Regions from separate parts of the Homo sapiens genome. Here regions 1, 3, 4 and 5 are each linked to region 2. The links are chromatin loops, found by intact Hi-C in ENCODE. Cell type or tissue: Calu3. All regions are shown on one strand. Region 1 has its middle 330 kb from the start of GPM6A-DT. Region 2 overlaps LOC101928551 (a long non-coding RNA gene). Region 3 has its middle 340 kb from the start of ADAM29. Region 4 has its middle 250 kb from the start of ADAM29. Region 5 overlaps GLRA3 (glycine receptor alpha 3).

Region 1 (5,000 bases), 580 kb before region 2:
TGTATAAAAGCAGGCTGTACCCTGGCCACCTTGGGCACATATTGTTGGGACCTCCTGAGGGTGTCACTGGCGTGTCCTTAACTTTGTCAAAATAAACTTTCTAAATTGATTGAGACCTGTCTCAGGTATTTGGGGTTGACAAACTGATAACCACGAAGGGATTCTGAGTGGAGTTTCCCCTGACTTTTGACAAATCTCCTATCGGTGCTTGGTACCAGCTTGAGATTTCCTTATGGTTCAAACCAATAGGACAATTTGCCAAGACCCAGGAGCTCCCCTCCCTCCATAGGATCCCCAATCTCATTCCCAGTAAGTAGCTGAATTGGGGACTTTTGTCTTGGAAATTATCCTTAATGACTAAAGGTTAAAATTGACAACCAGTTGAGCCTAATTTCTCCTTACCACAAGAACACTCAAAGACTATATAGTTGGTTTTGTTGTTGTTGTTGTTCTGGTCTTTCTCCCATCAGATTTGACCAACTCTACTCAAATTTGTCAAATTCAAATGAGAATCCCAGATTATGGGCAACAAGACTTCTGAATTGGCTAGAATTTCTCACAGCTTCAAAAAGAAGAAAACAACAACAACAACAAACCATGCACTTGGTTTCTATGTTTGCTTCCCTTCTTAAAAACAAAACTTTCTTTGTTTTGTTTACTTTTCTTTCACCCTATTCCTGCTTTCCCCTTTGCTGTCTTCAGTACCAAGAAAAAATCTAGAGAAGGCTTCTAATGACTCAAGCCCCTGAAAGAACTCAAAACAAAGACGCCACTCATCCCTTTTGGGGTGCTCTGTTTTCTTTGTGGCGTTTCAACAGTCGTGGGCAAATTCTTCTTATGTCTGAAGCTCTCCTATATTTTATTACCTGACCACTTTCGCTTTGTGGGTACCAGAGATGACCTTGTAATGTGAGAGGATTTGATCTTGGTGTGTATAATGGCGGATGAGAGCTACAAATTTAGGGGTAGCTGAGCACAGTTTACAGGAAGTAGTCTTGGCTGGTGTTTTTCCTCCAAGAAAGTTGTTGCTTATGATCCTAATTCTAATTTGGAGGTACATTCTAAATAGTCTTCTCTATTACCTTTCCTCCCAAAATTAGTCTTGATTGACTTCTCTGCTCATTTGCATGAGGAACTGAATTGTCGCTCTTTTTATAGATAAATGAGAGATTGAGTTTACTTAGCTCTGAAGAGAAAGGGCATTTTGCTCCTTCTGGCCAAAAGGTACTCCTTGGTGACTGGGGCTGAATGGGAGTGTCTGGGGGGTTGACCTTCCCATGATGTGCAGCAGCCCTACAGGAAACTCCCAAAAAAATTAGTTTAAAAATGCTCATCCAGGAAACACATATAGGAGCTTGCCACTCCATGTTTTGAGCCCTCTCAGAGGTGCTAGACCTCCAGAGAGAGAAACTGAGGCATGTAATAGGAGGGCAGAAATGACTCAGTGGTGACTCACTGTGGAGTCCTGGCCACAGTCAGCACATCTTGTTCCACTACACTAAACCCTAGGCCACAGACCAGTTCCTTGTTTTAAGAAAAAAAAATGTGCAAAACAAATCACCTAAGAATGAGGAAAGACAAGGAGAATGACCCACCTTGGTCAACCTGCCCAGCTTTATGGCACCTCTACTTGCAAGTGATTGTGAAAATGGAAGGACATAACAGGTTTTCTAATACTCCAGCTGGTTACAGATTAGGTCTGTTCTTGTGTACGTTTTAAACTGATGGGCAAATAACATCATGGAAAACTCAGAGCCCAAAGGTTGACCTGCAACTAACTATAATGTTCCTAAATTCTCTGTTTTCTTTTCTGCCTGATTGAAGTCTGCTGTTACTTTTCTACTAACATAAAATCCAATGTTTGCAATGTTTTTAAAATTATTATTGTTTTTGCAAACTGCTGAGTTTGTATTAATCTCTCATGGCCAGAGTTCTGAAGTAAAAACTGTAAGATCCTTGTTTGTAACAAATGCATTTGTGTGTGTTTATGTGTATGTACATGTATTTCGTTATGTGGTTTTGGCCACAAAGTAGCAAATTGGCTTGAAGCTAAAGAGTATTCATAAATTAAATAATAAGCCCACATGCTTTTCAAGTTCACATGATTCAGGTAACATCTTTCATAAATAAGCTGGTTTTAAAATTATTGGTAAAGTAGTATTAGAAATATCTTAAGAATTGTCAGCATACAGTTTCATTTGCATTTATTTATCAAGCAATCATCAGAGATTACTGTTGGAGAGGAGTTCAGCCAGGATTGGCTGAACTTGAGCGGAATACTGCCTTCCCACTCCATCCCCTTTCCAGTTCCCCATGCTGCTGAGAGCCACTTCTGCTGCACAATAAAATCCTTCACATTCACCAACCTCCGATTTGTTCATGCCACTTCATTCCTCCTGGATGATGGACAAGAACCTGGGTGCAGGTACAGGAGGCTGTCATACTGGCTCTCCACTGAGCTGTTTTAACACTTAAGCCATCCATGAATGGCAAAGCTAAAGGACAGCACTATAACACATGCCTTCTGGGGCTCTGGGGGTCCTGGGCAACCCCTGGACACTGCTGCCAGGCTACGGAATTCTACTCCTGCCAGTGCCTAGAAACACCCATCCCGGTCTCTGCCCCCTCTCACCTGCTCACTCCCACTCCCACAAGGGGTTTGAGAGCTGTGGGCTGAGTAAGTGAACCACCTCTTCATGAGTCCTCTGAAGAGGTCAAGGGAACTATCCCATCTCAATGTGGAAGTGATATTTCACCACCAAACTACATGAAAGAGCTCTAATCAATTGATTAAAAAAAAAAGTAAGTGCTTATCAGGCTGGTAGATATTTGTTCAGATATTAGCTGGTAGATATTAGCCTTTTAAGTCACATGACCTTTGTTATCTTTGGTAAGATTAATTTGGTAAATTTAATTTCAAAATTATCTCCAGTAGTTTAAAATCTTAAAGTCCTGTTGTGTTAAATTAAGTAACTTTGGTTTTTTTCACTGGGAATTTGAGTTCCTAAGATCTAAAATAATAACAGTGTAAAGGGTATTTTTGGTGAAGCTTATAAAATACAAGGATGTGTTTTTTTGCTGAAGAAAATGTAATATTTTTTCTAGTTAAGAAACTATTTAAGTCACTTTAAGATAAAGGAAAACATACAGGTAGAACTAAATGGATAAAAATTATTAAGCCAGGGCAACAAATGTTACCTCTGAGACCTGTGGTTTTCAAGAAGATAGGCAATGTGGGGGAAGGGCAAGACCAAGTAACTATTAAACTAGAGGGTATAATGTAAAGGAATTGGTCCATTTTGTAGATTGCTGTCATCAGCTTCTTGAGAAACCTTTACTATAATGAATTGTAAAAATCACTAATTTAAGGACATAATTCTTAATTTTAAATGCTGCAGAAGGAAAGAGCTTGTTTGTTGATGCAGGAACCACAACTCACTATTAAACAATCACTACTGAATAATGTGATCCCAAGGCACACGAGGTTATTCCTGCAACTAACCTATTGGACCAGATAAATGCCTCTGTACAGTCTGTTTGCCCTGAGATGGTGACTGACCGAATTTCCCTGTAAAATATCAAGTGGAGCACACCAGATGAAGCAGTTGGTATGCTTCATATGCAAGTCGTATGAGACTGACCTTATGATAACCAGCATATTCTCCCACCAAATATGCCCATTACACAGGTCATAGTAAATTTAGGGGTTAAGGGGACTCCTATTGAAACCACCATTGCAAAATTATAACTCAGCTGACCTAGCTAACAACATCTTGTTTCTGATTTCCAAACTGTCCTTGTTCACTTCTGGGTGCAGGCTGAACTAACTTTAGAAAGAACTTAGTTTATAGTTTAATCAACATGATAACAGCCTTTTCCCAAAACAAACCTCCTTCTTGTCTGGGGACTACACTGCCTTTGTAGGACTAACAAATTAGGCACAAGATTAGAAATTATGGTTTAGGAATCATGCAGCTGGAGGCTACAAGATTCTGACCCTCCCTGAATTGCTCCTAAGATCAGTGCTTAAGATATTTTACAGACCCTGCACTTGATGGATCAGCTGGCACCATCCAGATGGATTAACTGCCTCATCTGATCTTGTGACCCCCCCTAGCCAGGAACTGACTCAGCACAAGAGGACAGCTTCAGTTTCCTATGATTTTATCTCCTACCTAGCCAATCAGCATTCGTGGCTCACTGGCTTCCCCCCACCCACCAAGTTGTCCTTAAAAACTCCAATCCCTGAATGCTCAGGGAGACAGCTTTGAGTAATAATGAAACTCTGGTCTCCCACACAGCCAGTTCTGCGTGAATTACTCTTTCTCTATTGCAATTCCCCTGTCTTGATCAATTGTCTCTGTCTAGGTGGCGGGCAAGGTGAACCCAGTGGGTGGTTACACTTTTCCATGGATACCCCAGGTAACATCACTACCACAAAATCACACAACTGTTTGAGAAGCCTTATCAAATTTCCTGTCCCTCATGGGTCTTACAGATGCTTAATAAAACATCGGGGTAATTAACAACAACTACAACAACAAAAATAAAAAGGGAAAGGAAAAAGGGAGTCAAAGGACTCTCCCCAGAAGAGTGATAGAAATTTTTGGATGGGTTTCCACTATTTGCCCCCATTGGAGAACTAAAACAAACAAAAAAACAAACAAACAAAAAAAGCCAAAGTTTATAATGAGAAAGATGGCATTACCTGGGCAATGTTGAGGCAAATAAGATAAACATTAACCAAAGGGCCTGAGTGCCTTGGTCCAAACTTTTGATATAAGATCAAATCCTTTTGATGCAGTATCTTGCTACCTGGGGAATGCAAGGAGGAGAATACTCATAAGCAGGTAGCCTTTCCCCCCTACCATCGCTGATTCTAACTATATCCTCATATAGATTCTAGAGCTGTTATGTTGGACAGTGCCTGATAGACAGCTCTCATCTAACAAGAGTTGTTTGGCTTGTGGATAGTATTTCCAAGGTGAACAAGTGACATC
Region 2 (5,000 bases):
CTCTCTGTCGCCCAGGCTGGAGCGCAGTGGCGCGATCTCGGCTCACTGCAACCTCGCCTCCCGAGTTCAAGCAATTCTCCTGCCTCAGCCTCCCGAGTAACTGGGATTACAGGCATCTGCCACCATGCCCAGCTACTTTTTGTATTTTTGGTAGAGATGAGTTTTCACCATGTTGGCCAGGCTGGTCTTGAACCCCTGACCTCAGGTGATCCAACACACCTCGGCCTTCCAAAGTGCTGGGATTACAGGTGTGAGCAACTGCGCCGGATCATGTATGCCTTTTTAAGTTGACTGCTTGCTAGAGCAAGGGACCTGCCATATTAATGAAACTTTTAAGGATCCAATGATATGGTGCATGCCAGGACATCAGAACTTCCTGCTACTGAAAGGTTGCAATGCTTGGCAGACATTTGCAGATTTTTGAAATAACACATACCATACTAGGGCGTACTGCTTTGATTCATTTATCAGGTGACTTAGAACACTGCCAATTTTGAGTGGGTCTAGAGCCGAAGTCAGCTTAGCAGCAGTTGTACGCTGTTGTAGAAACAGCCTTACCACTTGGGTGATATGATCTGGCAGATCCAACAAGTTATAGAGCAGGAGTCAGCAGAATGTTTCTGTAAATGGCCAGGTAGTAAATATTTTAGGCTTTGAAGGCCTTAGGGTCTTTGCTGCAATGACTACACTCTGCTGATGTAGTACAACTATTCAACGCTACCATTATCCCAAAATTATTCAACTCTGCCTTGGTAGTGCAAATGGAACCACAGACAATATGTAAACAAATAAGTGTGTCTATGTTCCAATAAAACCTTAACTACAAAACCAGGCCCTGAGTCAGATTTGTCCCGTAGGCTATAATATTCTGAGCTCTGCTGTAGAAAAGAACATTGTGTGGAGTCCTCAGAGTACTCTAATAAGAAAGTTACAGCACAGGCCACTAGGGTTTGGAATAAGACCTTCCTCTTCAGCAGGGAATTGTAAACCACTTGCAGTACAATTTCTGGATTGGGGGCCTTACTGGAAACTGAATATCTGATTGTAAGGCATCAAACGACCATATGACTAAAGCTGCCCATCATACACTAATCATTGTCAGACTCATCATGTCATAAATGTAGGCCACCTAGCAACAAACCAGTATAAATTGAAAGTGGTATATGTGGGATTAAGCCCAAGCAGATCTGGATGGCATAAGTAAATTACATAAACAAGTAGGAACCACCCCATCCACCACCTACTCTACATCAACATATCTATCTCCACCTACACCTGTGCCTTTGTGTGAAGCCCCAGTGACCAGCTAATAGAAGAATGAAAAAGGAAGAAGGAAACTAAAGCCTGGTTCACAGAAGGGTTGACTGAACACTACAACTTCACTGAGGGGTGGCCTTGAAAGACAGTGGAGAGGGGAAATCTTCTCCTTGGAAACACCTTCAGGTAGTACATGTGGTCACTAACTTTTGTAACATATTTATTAGTAAGTATTATCGTGGGCCTCTGGAAAACATCTTGAAAGTTCTGGATGAGAAGTTCAGGAGAAGGAAATCTGGGCAAGAAGCTACCAGATGGACCTGAAGTGGTGAGCATGAACTTGTTCAGCTTTAGTGAAATTTTATACTTAACATTTCTTTCACAGGTTAATGAGAAATTTCTCTAAAGTTTAGCAAAACCAAATATGAACTTTGAACTCTAGACAGCAAAAGAGGAAATGGAGTGAAAAGAAGGTTAATTTAAAAATAGTGGAATTGACCTGCTATTGATTCCTTTCTTTCTTGCTTGCTTGCTTTATTCATTAACTTATCATTTTTATGTCTGCTCTTCAGTATTAATTAGCAAGTATATTAATTCCAAGTATATATGGAGTGTCTTGTAGTGAGTGACGGGCATAAGAATAAGTACATATCAAAATAGTCAAATATATTATTAAAATTATCATAAGTGCTATGAAAGAAAACAGAATACTAAGAATAACAAGAGTAGATCACCTTAGAAACAGGTTTCTCTGAAAAGGTAACATTTAAGAAAATGTTAAGAAATATCACAAAAAATTAGAGGAAGTCAGCAGTACAAAGACTGAAATTAAAAGTTTTCAAGGAAAAGAGTAAACAAATAAAAAAGACCTTCAGGTTAGAAAGAGCTTTTCATGTTCAAGAAATAGAAAGAAGGTGAACATGATTAGTGTGCAGTGATAGATGGGAACCTTAAGAGAGGAAAGAGAGGTGGGCAGGAGAGGGAACACATCTTAGCATCATTCTGGGCACCTGTTCTCAATCAGGCAATTGCGCCCTCAAGGGGCAAAAAAAAAAATGATTCTGGTGTGGAGGGAGAATAGTTCTCTTCTTATATGTAATGCAAAGATACACATATAAAACATAAACAGACAGTAAAATTTAATAAGAGGTCATTATAAATAAAAAGTCTGAAAAGGCTCTTTAGGTGCTGAAAATGAATACTAATTTGAGAATTGCCAACTAAGGATAACACTAGTATTTTAAGAAAGAAACCTGCAAATTTCAGTGGCTTAACACAATAGAATTTTACACTATCATAACTTGTGGATATTACTTTCTCCTACTTGATGATTCAGGCACTCGGACTGTTTCTAAATTTTTGTGCAAATAGTTCCCAAGGATTCAGGGACTTCTGTTCCCAGCTCAAAATCTGGGATCTCACTCCCCGATTCTGTATTCTAGCAACTCCAACACAGATCCTACACTGTCATGATCCTGCGTTTCAGTAACTAGCAGACAACTATATGCCCTTATCTCCCCTCCCCATCCATTATATAGTTACAGCGCAGGGATAAGACATCCATGACAAAAAGCAAAACAAATATGCCACCTGAATATTCAGAGAAGGGAAGAATAAGAAAACACACCAACTCCAGTTCAAGGCAAAGGGGCAATCCTATAGGAGGGCGTCATGAAGCCCTGCTCTGGCAGGGGTGGAAGTTCCTGAGTAGACAGTAATTCTGCTCTCTGAAAGGATCATTGTTCTCTGTGAGCCTTCATTGCACTCTGCATAGATTTCCTAGTTCATGTTCCTGTTAGAGTCAGAGGTGAGGTGGATGTTGGCGTTATTCCCTCTGTGATGGCTGTGGGGCTTTACTAGCATGCTTTGTGCTTGTGTGTGTTTTGGGATCTGATAGCAGTTCAAGAACAAATATCAAAGGCTTTCTACTTCAGGGATTTTGATTTTTTTTTATTGCTACGGTTCTCCAGAGAAACAGAATTGTTAGGACATATATAGAGCGATATATACAAAAAGATTTTTTAATGAGGGATTGGCTCACATTCTTCTGGAGGCTGAGAAGTCACATGGTCTGTTGTCTGCAAGCTAGAGGCTTAGAAAAGCTGCTGGTATACTTGCAATCCAAGAACTGAATGGAGGGCCAATGATAAAAGTCCTGACTCAAGTCCTAAGGCCTGGGAATCAGGAGCACTGATGTCCAAGAGCAGAAGACAGATGTCCTGGCTGAAAAAGAGAGTGTGAATTCTTCCTTCCTTCACCTTTTTGTTCTGTTCAGGGTCTCTGTGGATTGAATGACGCCCACCTGCACTGGTGAAGGGTGATCTTTACTCAGTCTATCAAGTCAGGTTTTGATTTCCTCCTTAAATACTCTTGTAGACATCCACCTCACCTATGACTCTAACAGGAACATGAACTAGGAAATCTATGTAGAGTGCAATGAAGGCTCACAGAGAACAATGATCCTTTCAGAGAGCAGAATTACTGTCTACTCAGGAACTTCCACCCCTGCCAGAGCAGGGCTTCATGACGCCCTCCTATAGGATTGCCCCTTTGCCTTGAACTGGAGTTGGTGTGTTTTCTTATTCTTCCCTTCTCTGAATATTCAGGTGGCATATTTGTTTTGCTTTTTATCATGGATGTCTTGTCCCTGCACTGTAACTATAAAATGGATGGGAAAGGGGATAAGGGCATATAGTTGTCTGCTAGTTACTGAAACGCAGGATCATGACAGTGTAGGATCTGTGTTGGAGTTGCTAGAATACAGAATCAGGGAGTGAGATCCCAGATTTTGAGCTGGGAACAGAAGTCCCTGAATCCTTGGGAACTATTTGCACAAAAATTTAGAAACAGTCCGAGTGTCTGAATCATCAAGTAGGAGAAAGTAATATCCAGTCAAGTTGATACATACAACTAGTTATCAAATTTCCCCAGAAAAATTTCCTGTGACTTGGGGAGGCTTTTGCTTCTAATCAATGCTAAGTACCAGGAACTATATGAAAGTCCTTTGTTAGAAATAATTCTCAAGTCTGTCTTACCTCGTTTTCTCCCTTCCACACCTTTCACTCTCAACCTAATGGTGGCTATTTTGAGACCACCTAAAACACTTCACTTGAAAGGCAAAGTAAAACCTTATCTGATCTTTGCTTCTGGACTGAGTCACTTAGATTAACTGGGAAACTTTACTGGGTATTTGTTGCCCTTAACTTGTTCTCTGTCTTGTTTTACCCTTCTTGTCTGTAGATTTTCTCAATCTTGCTAAGCGGTAAATTTCTCTATTCTTTCCCATTTCAGCTATCAAAGCAGATAGTTATTGCATGAACTGTTATTTCTTAAAGTCCCATTTTACAGGGAGAGGGAGTAAAGCCAACATACACAAATGTTTTTAATTTTTAGAACAAAATTTCCCAAGAAATACAGGTACAGTAAAATCTTGGTCTGCTTTTCACATTATGGCACACAGCAATTTTATGAAATATTTGCCACATAATAAGTTATCCAACCTTCTGTCCTGAAGTGTTTACTGTTTCTTAGCCTGTTGCTCAACTACTGATAAAGTGCCACATTTGTTCATAACTAGTTGGAGTGGCATCCATCATCCAATACTATTTCTATGTTGATAGAGTAATTCTAGAAATGTGTGAAATAGTAAGTGAACAAAGGTGAATGCTCAGACAGCAGATATACTAGACCAATAGGAACAACATGTACTAGAAAAGACTCAAAACCAATGGTAGCTAGACAAG
Region 3 (5,000 bases), 380 kb before region 2:
TTGTAAAAGGAGCATAATGATATTGCTACTCAGAATTGCAACACAGATCAGATCAATACAAGGGCTTATGAAACTCCACAGGGTAAACTTCTGTAAAGTTTTAATGAAGGTAAAATATGAGACAGTAATGAGAGACCAAAAGCAGGCAGCCCACAGGTTTCTTTCTCAAATATGCAGGATGTACTTCATCTTTATATTTTGATAATGAAAACTCTGTGAGATATGCTGGTCTCAGGGAAGTCACACAATCATCTGAGGAGGGAATCTTTTAAAATTCCTCTTATTATGTGGTCAAAACCAGGCTGTCTGCTGATCAAATTCAATATTAGAAATCAGAGGAAGTTAACAGTAACCAGCTGTAAGCCAATGCAACACACATTTCTCCACAAATGGTGCTGAGAAGCTGACACGCTTGCCTCATGGTCTGTCTTGGACCCTGCCCTATATTAATCACTTAATATAATTCATTCGGGTAGGAATTTTTGTATAAATCATCTTGTTCTTGGCATGTCCAATTAATGCATAACAAGTGATAGCTATTATTACTAAGTTGTTAGTTGTCTTCATATGGCATTTTATCATGTTTAGGATATAATCCTCCATTCCACGTTTTCTTATGGTAGTTTTAAGGATTTTTAATGCATTAGTTTAGTTTATTTGATAAAATCATCTTTGTATTAGTATTTACATATGCTTATGAGATATCTACGATAATCACCAGGTCAGGTATAAACTTTTAAAAGTAGCATCACTCCAAAATACCATCATGAGCAATGATGGTATTTCTTCTCTCATTCATGATGGTATTCTTCTCTCATAAACCTCTTCTCTCAATCAAAAACAGTATATTAGGCCAGACACAGTGATTTATGCCTGTAATCCTAGCACTTTGGGAGGCCAAGGCAGAAAAATTGCTTGAGCAAGAAGAGCCTGGGCAATGTAGTGAGATCTTGTCTCCCCCAAAAATATTTTCAAATTTGCTAGGCATGGTGGTGAGCACCTAGTCCCAGTGACTCTGGAGGCTGAAGTGGGAGAATCTCTTGATCCTGGGAGGTAGGGGCTGCAGTGAGCCATGATCGCTCCATTGCACTCCAGCCTGAGTGACAGAGCAACTCAAAAAAACAAAAACAAAACTTCAAAACACAGAATTTTGAAAAGTCTCTATGTGGTCAGAGAGGTTTAATTTACATAAATCAAGGAATGATTAAAATTTAAGATCTTACTCTAAAGATTCAGATCTTAATGAAACAGTAAAAGTTCCTTTATCCCCCTTGCAGGGCATGTGACAGGGGGAGTGGCTCGCCTCTACAGTGCCCCACTGCTCAAACCTCCAGGGGGACCATGCAGATGGGCAGGTTGTAGGGCTTCAACCCCATGGCAACAGCATCTAGGATGGTGTGTTTACAACTCCTGAAGCCCCAGTGGGTGTGTGTTACAGGGTGTTCTTTTAGTTTAGCCATCTGTAGTTAGCTTGTGTTACTAAGCTCTATTAGGCCCTCTGCCTTATCACAAGGACAGAAGGCTTTCTGTATCCCAGGGTTCTTGCCTTGGTGGGCCTGTTTCTGCAAGTTCCTCCTGATATCAGGGGCTGCCTGAGTAATAAATGTATCCTTTAGGATTAGCTGTCCCTCAGCTGAATCAGGAGATGCAAAGGTGTGCTTTACCAAGGGCTCCCTCAGCCTTTCCAGGAAGGCAATGGGATTTTCGTCAAATCCCCGGTCAATCAAGGACACCTTAGTATAATTGAGAGGCTTGGTCTTAGTCTTGCATAAGTCCTCTGTTATGCTCACCTGAAAGTGTCTCCTCTTCCAGTCTTCCATCTGGTCATTGGGATACCATTTAAGTCCTTCACGGGTACTGCTTCTCCCCCAGTTAAATAATATGTGCTCCCTTTCCTGACGCCGTATGTGATGCAAAGCTCATCCCCAGATCTCCCTGCTGCTTGCAGAGTTGCCTGTTTCTCAGTGTCTGTCAGGGTCTGATGAAAGGGTAACATAACATCTCTCCAGGAGAGTTCACATATTTGGGTGAAATACTGCAGCCTCTATCTATCTATCAGAGTTATGTGAAAACTTGCCAAGATCCCCCTTGATCTGCCTTAAGTACTGTACAGAGAAGGGGCCCTGGACCTTACTGGGCCCAAATTCATTGGGCATCTGTTGGAAGGGCAAGAGCGAGACTGAGGCTTGTTGAGGGCAAGGATTTCTAGGAGGGAGAAGGGCTTGAGGGAGCTGGCTCCTCTGCTGGGAGTGCCTCTGGGATTTGTATCTTTAATTTCCTGGGCTTGCCCCTTGCAGCCTTCCCTGAGACGACAAACAGGAGGGCTGGATCAATCCCACATTGTTGGCAGAGGTCTGGGTTGCCTTGCAAGGTATAGAAAGCCTGCACATATGGGGCTTCAGACCATCTGTCCTCACATCTACAGAAAAAGCCCAACTACTGGATCGTATTGAAATGAATCGTTCCTTCCTGAGACCAAGCCAGTCCTTGCTATGAATGATAATTTGGCCAAACCTTTGGGTAGAGGGCTGTGAGGCATTTTTCCTCCAGATTCTAAGGATCAAAGCAGTCCCAATGGTTCAGGATACACTCCAGAGAAGTATAAGCTGGGGGTGGTGAAGAGAGCTGGTTGCCCATTCTGAAAGACAAGGGATACAGGCATCCCTCTTTCCATTCCTTCCTTTAGTGAATACTCAGTGTATGATGGAGAGAGAAAGTGAGTGTCCTCCCTTTCCCTTCCACGTCTTTTACCCCAAGTCCTGGCAACCTTGGCAGGCACCACCCATAGGTACCGATGCAGTGTGTACCAATGAAACAGGGAAAATCTGGAGAACAGGAATTAACAGCTCTCACCTATGCCTCCCTTTTTCCTGCTGTCTGCAACCTTTGAGGTCCAGTGGCCTGTTTATGCCATGAAGCATGGCCTCCTTTCATGGGGCAGGGGACTTACTTGCAGGAAATTGGTCCTGCCCATTTACATTGTGCCTATTGCCTGTCTTTGGATCCCTCAGACCTGGTTTTTCTTTATAGGGCCTCAGCCTGAGGCTTGGGATTGAGTTTGGGACTGAAAAGGTATTTTAGAGGCTGTTTGTAAACCCTGCCAAATTTGCAGTTATCAGCCAGCAGAGGTCGTTCCTCCATTAGCTTCCATATCAGAAACAGAGTTAAGAGGGTGAGCCTTTCACTTAGAAAAGGAATCAAGAGAACAACAGTTTAAGGGGCAAAAGGGGGAGATAATGGGGGGAGAAGCCTTTGCTCAGTGCAAGTGGGTCCCTCTAATCCTTGTATCTTTCCCCTGGTTCCCACTGTGCTTAATTCCTTGGCCAGGGCAAGAAAGGTTCCATTGGTACGGTGGGCGAGAAGTGTCCTGTAGGGTCCTGGCTACTGCCTGTTTTCTCCAGCCCCCTTGTCCCAGGCAGTGGAGGCAGAGTTGGTGGCCATGGCGCTGCTCTCCCCGCCCCCTCTTGGCTCAGCCTTTGCCTGCCATGGACATGCTCAGGCACCCAAGCTGGGAGGCGAAAGGATAAGGAGAGGTGCCCTGAGCCGTGTGTGCCTGTGGCCATCGAGATGAAGGCACAGATGGCACCTCTAGGAACCTTTGTCTGCTGAGCCAAATGCTTATTTTACTTAGTAACTTTGCCGCAGCCTGTAGCAAAACTCTTAACATATAAGGGAAGAGATAAGAGCCATTTCAAATTGTGAGGGAGAGAAAAGACGAAGTCTGGGGATTTTGACTGGCCAGGTTAGGGAGGTTAAAAACTTAATGAAGGGAAATAGAGCCTCTTACCCACATGAAAGAGAAACAGAGGTAGCAGGTTTTGGAAGAGACGCAGAGCCAAGTTTCACATTTGCTCACACTCACTTCCGGGATCCCAGATGAGTCCTCAGTTGAGGTGGGAAAAGTTCCCTTATCCCCCTCGCAGGGCATGTGACAGGGGAGTAGCTCACTTCTTCAGTGCCCCACTGCCCAAACCTCTAGGGGGAGCATGCAGACAGGCAGGTTGTGGGGCTCTGACCCCATGGCGGCAGTGTCTAGGGGGTTGTATTTATACCTCCTGAAGCCCCAGTGGGCATGTGTTACAGGGTGCTCTTTTAGTTTAGCCGTCTGTAGGTGGCTTGTGTTAATAAGCTCTATTAGACCCTCTTTCTTATCATAAGAACAGAGGGCTTTCTGCATCCCACGGTTCTTGCCTTGGTGTACTGCAGGAATCGGATCACACATAGGCTTGGAGAATGAGTGCAAGGTTTTTATTGAGTGGTAGCTTTCCGCAAGGTGAATGGGGAGGCCAGAAGGGGGATAGAATGGGAAGGGAGTTTTCACCTGGAGTTGGGCTGCCTAGTGGCCTAGCTCTCCTCCAACCACCTCAGCCAAACTCCAGGTCATTCCATTGGTCGATGGCCTGCTGGCATCTGCTGGTGACTGTCAGTGTGGTGTTAGGCCAATGTGTTCCTCTCAATGTCCAGCCACTTGTGTCTGTGCCCACTTAAGGTCTCAGGGTATTTTATAGACACAGGATGGGGATGTAGTGGGCCAAGGTGGTCTTGGGAAATGCAACATTTGGGCATGAAAACAGAAATGCCTGTCCTCACCTAGGTCCATGGGCACAAGCCCCGGGGGTGGAGCACTAGCCAGGGATCACACTCTTCCCGTCCCAGTACTTCCCTACCCACCTCTCATAACATTTATATTTCATATAATATTGGGAAAATCTAAATACATTAATTTCATCTGATTTTTATATTTTGTTACATATAGCCGTGACAAAAGGCGTTTAAAAAAGTATTATGTAATAACTAACTACATAAGGCTAACAGTAATTTCTTAAAATTGAACCCAAAAAGGGTATATCCTGAATTTCTCTATTTATGTTTATTAAAAGCAATCTCCTTGTAGGTATTTCAAACATTTGGCACAGTCTTATTTTTTTCTTTATATGTAGCTGCCTTTGTTATTAAGATATTTACCAATAATTTAAATAGATTAGTTTGCAAGGATCATG
Region 4 (5,000 bases), 290 kb before region 2:
AGTTAGCATGCAAATTTTTTAACTAAAGAAAGAAATACTTAATCTCAAGTCAATGCTCCCCTGTATCTTCACTCCTCAACTCTGTGCTCCCTCAGCACACCCTTGTGAAAACTTCTTATTCTCAGTCTTACATGTACTTAAGGGAGATAGGCTACAATTCTCATGAAAAATTTTAACGCGTCCTTCAGCGAGTTTCTTGGACTAGACGCCCACTACAACAGCATGTGCAAAACATCTGATCTAGTAAGAGTGCAAATCTCTCACAGACTATTCTCACTCGTATCTAACATGGTCTAAATTCATATTCAGGAAACAAATTTTACTGTTTAGAGGTGCTTGCTCTTACCTTTTAAGTAACATTTGTACTGTCTTAAATTTGATCCTTTATATTTTTGCCAAAGTTTCCAATATGGCATTAAAAAAGGAACTTAATTTAATTTAATGCTTTGTTTGTTCCACAGGAAATAGTTTTGGTCTTCAATAACTACTTTGAAAAGTTTTGGCTTTTAATGATGAGAGGTGGATTTTACAATGTATATAAAATGTAATATGCATTCAATGCTCCTCTCAAAGGTGCTTGTAATACAGCACATTTTGCAAAAATTATGTGAAAAAGTTATTTGTCACCTTCTATTGTGAGTGAATAAAATAATCTCTAAAATAAATTTCCTCTTCCTAGATATATTTCTTTTTTATCAATAAACACATTAAATTTTATATATATGAATATGCATTGTTTATGAAATATATACAGTCTACATTATATTTCAAATCCTTCTGTAATGTTCTATGTCAGGATAATGTCTTCAGAGCTGCCATTATACACATCCTAATTAAGAGACAGACATTTTATTTCAGAAGAGTATGCAATACAAGGCATTATTAGATGTATTTATAGAAGAATGAAGATTAGATTAAGAATATTAATGTGTTTTCTAAGCAATATTTATCTGTGTTTATCAAATTGTAGGTAATTGCAAAAATAAATCTATTCTGCTTATTCGATCTCAAGAAACAGCACACATTTTTTTTGCGATGTAAATAATCACCATTGTGATTGTCTGGAAGACTCCATTAGAAAATTTTCACTGCTTTTGACACCTTCTTATATGTTATTCACAGCAGAGGAAACTTAGGGGACTCTTCATTGGCAGGCATCTAACATCAGACCAAAAGAGAACAGTTTCTCTTATCCTGCATTTGCAACATGAGAGTTGATCATAACTTATGAAAATGTGTCTGACAAAGGTCTCTATATTTAGTACTGAAGAGTAGGGAAAAGGAAAAGAAAGAACCTTTTCATATTAAAATATATGTTTAAAAGCCTTAACCCAATGGATGCTGATATGGCTTATCCTTATGCAGATTAGAAAGATTGAGACCCTTTCATTTAGTGACTTGAATCTTGAAACTTGTCTGGGGCGTCTTTCTAAAATGGCCTTATTTATATTTTAACATTAATTTTGGCACACAAACATCTCATTAAAGTAATGTTGGAATGATTTAGACTGGGAATTACTCCAGGACTTAATTTTGATTTTCCCCTTACATGTGTTATTAACTGTATATTGGATGCTAACAGCCCCTGCATTGGCAATGTATAGTAGGCCCCCTTATCAATAAGGATATGTTCCAAGACCCTCAGTGGATGCCTGAAACTGCAGATAGTACCAAACACTATATGTACTATGTTTTCTCCTATACATACCTTCCTATGATGAAGTTACATTTATAAATTAGGCACAGTAAGAGATTAAGTACTATAAGCAATAATAAAACAATTATAACAATATATTGTAATAAAAGTTATGTAAATGTGGTCTCTCTCCCCTCTCAAAATATCTTATTGTACTGTACTCACTCTTCTTTTTGTGATAATGTAAGATGACACAAATGCCTACTTGGTGAAATGAAGTGAGGTGAATGATGTAGGCATTGTGGTGTCACATTAAGTTATTATTGACCTTCCGATGCTATTTCAGGAAGATCATCTGCTTTGGGTGATCCTGGATCATCAAGCCATGACAATGTTGATGGCTGGATATCAGCAGAAGACAATATCGATAATTAGGAATCCTGTTTAAGGGAATTTTTGCAGATAGCTTTAGGAGAAACGTTGTAATTTGACGTTGATGTCTGTTTCTTATCAATTCGTCGGAGTGTTGCTGCAGAGGTTGTAATCCTTCTCTGACCATATGGGTGAATTTAATGCCATGCTGCATCCAAGAATCATATTCCATAATTTTCCCTTTAATCTAGCAATTCAAGACAGTTGGACCAATTTTAGAAATGTCTGCATTCACGATTCTACTTTAGTTCTTTCTTTATCATTTTTCTCTTTCTCTGTAGATGACTCAACAAGCTCTTCCAATTTGTCCCCTGTTAATACTACTAGATGGTGTTCAATATGTTCTCCCACTTCTGCATCAAGCATGTTGGCAAATTCTTCTTACCAACTTTTATTGCCACATGAATGATTCTTCTAATTTTCGTCAACTCTGGGAAACTTTGTTTTGTTTTGTTTTGTTTGTTTGTTTCTGTTTTTGAGATGGAGTCTCGCTCTGTCGTCCAGGCTGGAGTGCAGTGGCGCGATCTTGGCTCACGGCAACCTCCACCTCCTGGCTTCAAGCTATTCTCCTGCCTCAGCCTCCTGAGTAGCTGGGATTACAGGTGCATGCCACCACGCCTGGCTAATTTTTGTATTTTTAGTAGAGACGGGGTTTCACCATACTGGCCAGGCTGGTCTCAAACTCCTGACATCGTGATCCCCCCGCCTCAGCCTCCCAAAGTGCTGGGATTACAGGCGTGAGCCACCGCGCCTGGCCGGGAAACTTTTAAAATTATTCATGACTTCACTCTGTAAGTGCATCCAGCAGGCATTTACAGTTTCTGGTTTAATTCATCCATTGCAGTTTTGATGAATGTTACTGCCTCAGCAGTAGTGAGTGATTTCCAGTACTGCACTATGTATAGATTAAGGTCTGTTTCAATTGCTGATCTAACGCAATCACATACCAGGCAGGTGTATATGTAGCCTTGGCAAACCAAATGACTCCTTGGTCAAGGGGCTGAATAAATGGGGTTGTATTTGAAGGTAAAAATGCAACTTCAACATTTTCATTTTGGTAGAAAACAGATTCAGGCTGGCCAGGTGCATTGTTTATTAGTAAAAGGATTTTAAATTCTAATTATCCTTCCTTCAAGTATTTTTTCACACCTGGAATGAAACATTGGTGAAATTATTCCATAAACTAGATGTCTGTTTCAGATTATGTTGCCAGAACATGCACAGATAATTTTTTACAGTGTGTAAATTTTTTGCTTTCTACACTATGCTTGTCATTATCATATGCCCTGCACTGTTGCCACATAGTTCATCTGTCCTTCCATGTTTTATGACCTGGTGCCTACTTTGCACCTTGATGAATTTAGGTTCTGTGGGCATCTTCTTCCAGAAGAGCGTAATTTTATCACAATTGAATATTTGCTTTGGTTGATATTGTTTCCCCTTAATCTTCGCCTCAGCCAGAAATGTGGCACAGCTTCTTCATTGGCAGACATAGCCTCTCCAGTAAATTTTATATTTTTCAGTCTAAACCTATTTCTGAATTTGTGGTACAATTCCATTACTTGCAGTAGATGGCATAGTGTCACTCCATTTCAGGGGATTCCTTGCTAGTCTTCACAAAGGCTCAAAGCTTTCTGATAGAACATGTTGCTGTAATGGATAGGAATAGGAACACATTTTCTGTTTTTATGTCTTCCACCCACAAATTTAATACCTTTTCCATTTTAACCAAGCTCTTGTCATGCATTGTGACTATAACTGTTGCAGTTTGAAGTGTGACAGCAAAACTAACATGAATTTCTTTTCCCCTTTTTCAAGATTTCATGGATAGAAGATTCATTCTTACCATAGATCTTAGCAACCTCAGCATATAATTTTTTCATTCTTTACTCAATAAAAAACTTTCATCTTTTCACTTAATGCAAGCACTTCATGGTGTCTCTTTAGCATCTCTTAATTGCCCACATAACTACTCTGGATTTGGGGACCATTATTAAATAAAATAAAGATTACTTGAACAAAAGTTTTCCTATAAGTCAACAGTTGATCTGATAGCTAAGAAACCTATGAAGTGACTAAAGGGCAGGTAGCTTATACAGCATGAACAATGCTGGAAAAAGGGACGATTCGTATCACAGGCTGGATGGAGCAGGATGGCATGAGATTTAATCATTTCTTCACACTACTCAGAACTCATGCAATTTAAAATATATTGTTTATTAGTGCAAATTTTCATTTAATATTTTCAGATGAAGATTGACATAGGTAACTGAAATTATGAAAAGTGAAACCTTCAATAATAGAGGACTAATGCATTGTCCCTAAAGAATTAGTGAACTTCATACAGTACCAGAAGGAACGTACCTGGCAAATGTTAACTGAGTAAAAAGTTTCTTGTTTGAATTTTTTAATGAAATATAGGTATTTTACTTCAAAATGGCCATATATCTCAGGTCATTTCTAAAAAATTTGTCTAAGGAACATGAGAATAATTGGGTTTCTGCAGCTAAAATGGTTGTAAACATATATATATATATTTTATATATATATACACATATATATATATATATATCTGTGTGTGTACGTGTATATACAATTGACCTATGAGCAATAGGGGTTTGAACTTCAGGGATCCACTTATATATGTATTTTTAAAATTATATTGAAAAAAAAGTTAGAGATTTGTGACAATTTGAAAAAAACCTCACAGATGAATGAAACATATAGCATAGAAATATCAGGAAAACAATTTTAAAGTTAGATATGTCATGAATGGATAAAATATATGTAGGTACTAGTCTATTTTATCATTTACTATATACTGTAATACTGTAATAATTTTGTAGCCACCTCCTGTTGCTATTGTGGTGAGCTTAAGTATTGCAAGTATCTCTTAAAATATAGCTTGCTTCTCCAGTAACTTGTGTTTTGC
Region 5 (5,000 bases), 110 kb after region 2:
CACTTCTTACGCTGAATATAGTTTACTTCTGTTCTTTTTTTTTTTGAGACGGAGTCTGTCGCACAGGCTGACTTCTGTTCTTATAATACGAATAATTGAATTCAACTAAGGCAGTCAATTAAAATTGAGAGGATGGAATCTCAAATTATCTGTAATCATTAATGAATATATTTATGTCTGAGAATTCATATTTAAAATAAAACTACGTAATTATCCTCTTCCATATGTGTCTGCTTAACAAGAATCTTAACTGTCTTCAATGTCTTTACTGGCTAAATATATTGAGCTCCCTCTGCTGGTCTAGTCTATAACTGGTATGTCTCACTTTTAAATACAGCTCTCCCATTTGAGGTTATTCTTTAATCCTTGGGAAAATTTCTCTATTAGTCTACTTTTTAGGCCACTTTTTGTTAATTAAGTTAATTCAAACAATGTATTTTTCATATTTTTCTTGCACAAATTTAAAAAAATGCGTGTGCAGTTTAACAATATAAACTCAAATCTCTTTTTAGCTGTTAAACTCCTTTCCCAATATTGTTAATCTGATTAATTTCATGTAGTACCAACCATTCTCACTTGAGTACAGTTTCATTATTTTACACATAGTCACCAAACTTTTTTCTACAAATATTATGAGCATTTTAACTTCCTTATTACCCTCATATATGAGTCATAATGAGATTCTTTAAGGACTTGTTCCACCTCAATTATTTCAAGTTCACATTCTTCTTAAACAGATAATGATTTAACAACTACTGGAAATTCCCGTTCTTAAAAATATTAAATTAAAAATAAAACTAGTTTACCATCATTACTGTTTGGGAACATGGTCTTGGCGAGAGAGGCACATCTGTCCTGCCTTTTAAACTGTGATGATAAAAGAAGCACGTGATTATTTCAATGAGGGGAAGCTTAAGATCTCCACATTAAGTGGCTTTTATATGAAGTGTGCTCCTGCAAACCTATGATGAGTTGTGGATAAGGCTTATGTGCCAGGATGAAAGCATTTGTTAAGTTGGGTCTAACAATGCAAAGAAATGCAAATGCAAAGAAAGGTTTTCTTTGGAAATATACGCAAAAACCAAATTGTAATTTGGTGCATACACACAGACCTGGCTGGTCTTCAGGGTGTCCACAGAACAAAAGAAAAGATTGGGGTTTTATTGGTTAAGAGAAAAGTTTTGTAAAATGTTTTGAAAGAAAGTTCATTGGCCTAGACAAGTTCTTCCAGCTTTGGCAAGCTGTAATTGTTGAGTGATGGTGGTAGGTAAAACTAATCTTGGTGGAAGGTAAACTAATCTTTGAGGCATGGAAGGTAGCAGTTACATGGAAGCAGTTACTAGGTAAAATGGGTTTTAAGATATAGCAAGTTATTTCTGCAGCCTGGCTTGCCAGACAGTTCCTGGAGCAGGAGCTTTGTGACCTGAGTGCTTTTTCCCCATGGTCCTTAACTCCCATCTAGTTGGGTATGACTGTAATAACCCCAAGTCACATCATTAATTTTCACAATTGAGACAATGGAATATTACATAGCAACAACATGGATATTTCTCATAAACATAATTATGAGCTAAAGAAAACAAACACAATAGAACATGTACCAATTACTTCCGTTTGTATGAAGTTCAATAACATGAAAAAATCAATTCTGATGATAAAAGACTTCTGAATTCTGATAGACTATCTTTGGTCAGGGGTGGGAGGTGGTTGGTAACTGATTGTGAGGAGGTACCACGGAGCCTTCTGGGTACCAAAATTGTTCTATTTTTTGATCTGGGTAGTAGTAACACAGGTATATGCATATGTCAGAATCTTTTAATGGACACTGCAGACTTGTGTATGTTATGAATGGCTGTTATATCTTAATTCAAAAGATTATTTAAAAGTAAACAAAAACCTTCACAAATTTAAAATTTAACACGCCAAGTGTGTCAGGCAGAGCATATCTATTTGGTGATCACAGGTGAGAACGTTAGAAGTTAGACAAAAAGCTTTAAATGAAAGCTTTTATTTTTCATCAGAAAAAGTCTGCAGGACTATGAATGTCTACAGCATTAATATGTGATTTCTCTAACCCTATGCCTTCCAGTACTTAAAATACCTAGTTATAAGAACCAAAAATGAATAATCTTGAAGAAAAAAATCACTGAGATGATAAGCAGCTTCCATGATATAGGTAAAAGGGAATTCCATTTGATCTGATCTGGGGATGGGGGCTGGCTATAGGTGGTCCAGATGTTCTCAGCTAACTGTCAAACTTTTAAGAAAAACTCCAAAATAGAAATATGTATATATATACACACACTATGAAGCATAACTATGACAGAAGCAAGAAAGAAATTTCCATCATAGAAGCACCTTATGGGACTGGCTACACCCACGATGACATTAAAAGTCCATTATTTATTTTAAAATTTGAAAAAGAGAGAAAACAACCACCCATAACGCCCCCACACAAACCCAGCACTATTAGCAGTTAGCTACATTTATATTTACTTCTAAATGTTTTGACTGCACATATTTTTTACATGGTTTATGCATTCATTCATTCAGTGAATCTTTTTGTGGGAGCATATAATGAACCAAACATTTTGCTAAGCACAAAGGATGATGTAATCATTTTATTCTGACAAATCACTTCTTTACTTATTACTGAATCATAAACTTTTTTCCATTATAAAGATAAAATAATGAGCCTCCTTTTCCTAACTTTTTATTCAATACATATGCAAAAAAGTGCACAAATTATAGGAGTGAAGTACAGTGAATTAATACAAAGTGCACACATTCATGTAACCACACTCAAGTCAAAAGTAGCATCCCAGAGCCTGCTTATACCCCTTTTAAATCCTACCCCTCACAGTCTCCATAGTAGTTTGGGCATGTATATACAGTAGTACAGTATTTTTAAATGAACATATTGGTTTTATCTATCTTCAAAAAACAGATGACTCTCCATCTTGTTACACATATGTTAGAAAGTTAGAGAATTGTGCTGCTATGTGATTTAAATCAATATTTATACATTGAACCATTACTTTTCACCAGTGCCCATAAAATAAACCATTTTTATAAAATGAGAACAAAAAAGATGAGACATTTTGGGTTAATAGTTTTTCAGGTGTCGGTGTACATAGATGCATGGCACATTGGAAGGAAGGATCTGAGGGTCCAGTGTGATCTCACAGAAGTGTCCAAACCTACAGTTTTTCAATTTTCATACAAATGATAGGCTCACATTTTACTTGCAACAGTAAGCACTTATATATAAATGCTACTTTAAATTATTGAGTCGTTAGATTCTCGAGAGATACCTAAGCCAATACAGCATAAAAAATGATATTATCTATCTATCTCTCCATATATCTATATATATGTTAAGGGAATCTTTAAACTACTAGACATTCTTTTTGAAGTATTTTTTATTAAAAAAAAGTTACAGGCATACCAAGATGCATGGATTATAAGTAACACTAAAAAAAACTATCACCATCTTAAGAAATTAAACAGTACAAATACATGAAACTTCCTTTCTTAAGGTAAGCTTTATTCCTGAGTTTGATATTAAGATATAAATGTTCATTCTGTATGTATGAAAATATAATCAAAATGACCATATTGAAGTATACACATGTAGCTTAGTTTGGCTTCATTTTTCAGGTATAAATTTATGTTTTTTTTGAGATACTCCATGCTTGTATATGTAGACAAGGTTTTTTTCATTTTCATTTCAGTATTTCATAATATATTTATCCATTCTACTTTGCTAGACATGTAGGTTGTTTCTAATGTTTTCAATACTACAGATCATCTCTGCATTGAAAATCATTGCATAGGGCGGATCACCTGAGGTCAGGAGTTCAAGACCAGCCTGGCCAACATGGTGAAACCCCATCTCTACTAAAAAAACAAGAATTAGCCGGCAGGGTGGCAGGAGCCGGTAATTCCGGCTACTCGGGAGGCTGAGGCAGGAGAATTGCTTGAACCCAGGAGGCGGAGTTTGCAGCCAGCTGAAATGGTGCCACTGCACTCCAGCCTAGGCTACAGAGCCAGACTCCCTCTCAAAAAAAAAAAATCATTGTGTATTACCTTCTAATATAGTATATATATGCAAGCTATTCTACAGGGTATATTCCTAGGAGTGAGATAACTTGGTAATTACTTGGAAATTACTAAATTGCTCCCCATTCAAATTACTAAATTGCTCTCCAATGTGGTCATTCTGTTTGAAGCACCTATTAGCAATTTTATGAGATTTCCTATTGTTTTACATGTTCTCCAACACTTAGTATTTACCCACTTCTAATTTTTTAACTTACATAATGGTTGTAAAGTTGGACTTAATTCCTGCTTATCATGTACTTCCTTGATAAACAGTGAGGTTAAGCATTTTAATAAATGATTCAGATGTTCTTTATGCAAAATGCTTCTTAATATATTTTCTCCATTTAAGGTTGCTTGTTTTTATTATACACACACAATTAACACATACACACACAATATTCTGAAGATGAATACTTTGTCAGCTATATGCATTTTAAACATTTATTCTACTCTTCAAGGCATTCTTTTTGATGTATAAATAATTTTAATTCACAAAATTTAACCTTGTTTGCTTAATACTCTATGCTTCTTTGCCATAAGAAATTCTTCTCTCACCCAAGTGCATAAAGATATTTTCTTATACTATCTGATAAAAGAGTTTTGCTTTCTTGTTTAGGTTTTAGTCCCCTTGGAGTTTTGTACAGTTGTATATGTATACGTACATGTAATTTGTAAGGTAGGCATTTATTTTCATTTCACAATTGAATAATTACTTCCAATAATTTGTAATGAAATTTAATGGGTCGGTTTCAAGTTCTATGCTAATGATCTATTTGTCTATGCCTGCACTGATATCACGTTGTCTTGTTTAGTACAGTTTATATTAGACTTGATATTTAATAGGACAACTTACCAAACACACAGTTTAAAAATTCTGTTTAAAGTATTAATTAGTA

The links. Hi-C counts contacts between places; a loop is a spot of excess contacts. Peaks named below come from ENCODE experiments on the same cell type or tissue, not always from the same donor. Only the 100,000 strongest peaks of a DNase experiment are listed, where the experiment ranks them.
Region 1: it touches region 2 in a loop (2.4-fold over the local background); 3 of 110 quality-filtered maps call a loop at or near these places.
Region 3: a loop joins it to region 2, with 5 times the contacts of the local background. A loop is called at or near these places in 9 of 110 quality-filtered maps.
Region 4: it touches region 2 in a loop (4-fold over the local background); 2 of 110 quality-filtered maps call a loop at or near these places.
Region 5: it touches region 2 in a loop (4-fold over the local background); 2 of 110 quality-filtered maps call a loop at or near these places.

The regions. Positions count from the first base shown.
Region 1 is chr4:175,452,823-175,457,822 of GRCh38, reverse strand. No RefSeq gene overlaps it. Among named protein-coding and RNA genes, the nearest start is that of GPM6A-DT, 330 kb to the left of the region's middle. In Calu3, no CTCF peak of the experiment used is centred here; no DNase peak of the experiment used is centred here.
Region 2 is chr4:174,871,415-174,876,414 of GRCh38, reverse strand. LOC101928551 (a long non-coding RNA gene) reads right to left here. Exons shown (of 5, transcript NR_125900.1): 5 at 451-620. Among named protein-coding and RNA genes, the nearest start is that of ADAM29, 44 kb to the left of the region's middle. In Calu3, no CTCF peak of the experiment used is centred here; a DNase peak (open chromatin) is centred at 2,274.
Region 3 is chr4:175,251,810-175,256,809 of GRCh38, reverse strand. No RefSeq gene overlaps it. Among named protein-coding and RNA genes, the nearest start is that of ADAM29, 340 kb to the right of the region's middle. In Calu3, a CTCF peak has its summit at 3,115 (motif pointing right); no DNase peak of the experiment used is centred here.
Region 4 is chr4:175,164,861-175,169,860 of GRCh38, reverse strand. No RefSeq gene overlaps it. Among named protein-coding and RNA genes, the nearest start is that of ADAM29, 250 kb to the right of the region's middle. In Calu3, no CTCF peak of the experiment used is centred here; no DNase peak of the experiment used is centred here.
Region 5 is chr4:174,759,602-174,764,601 of GRCh38, reverse strand. All of the region lies in intron 3 of GLRA3 (glycine receptor alpha 3), which reads left to right. Among named protein-coding and RNA genes, the nearest start is that of GLRA3, 67 kb to the left of the region's middle. In Calu3, no CTCF peak of the experiment used is centred here; no DNase peak of the experiment used is centred here.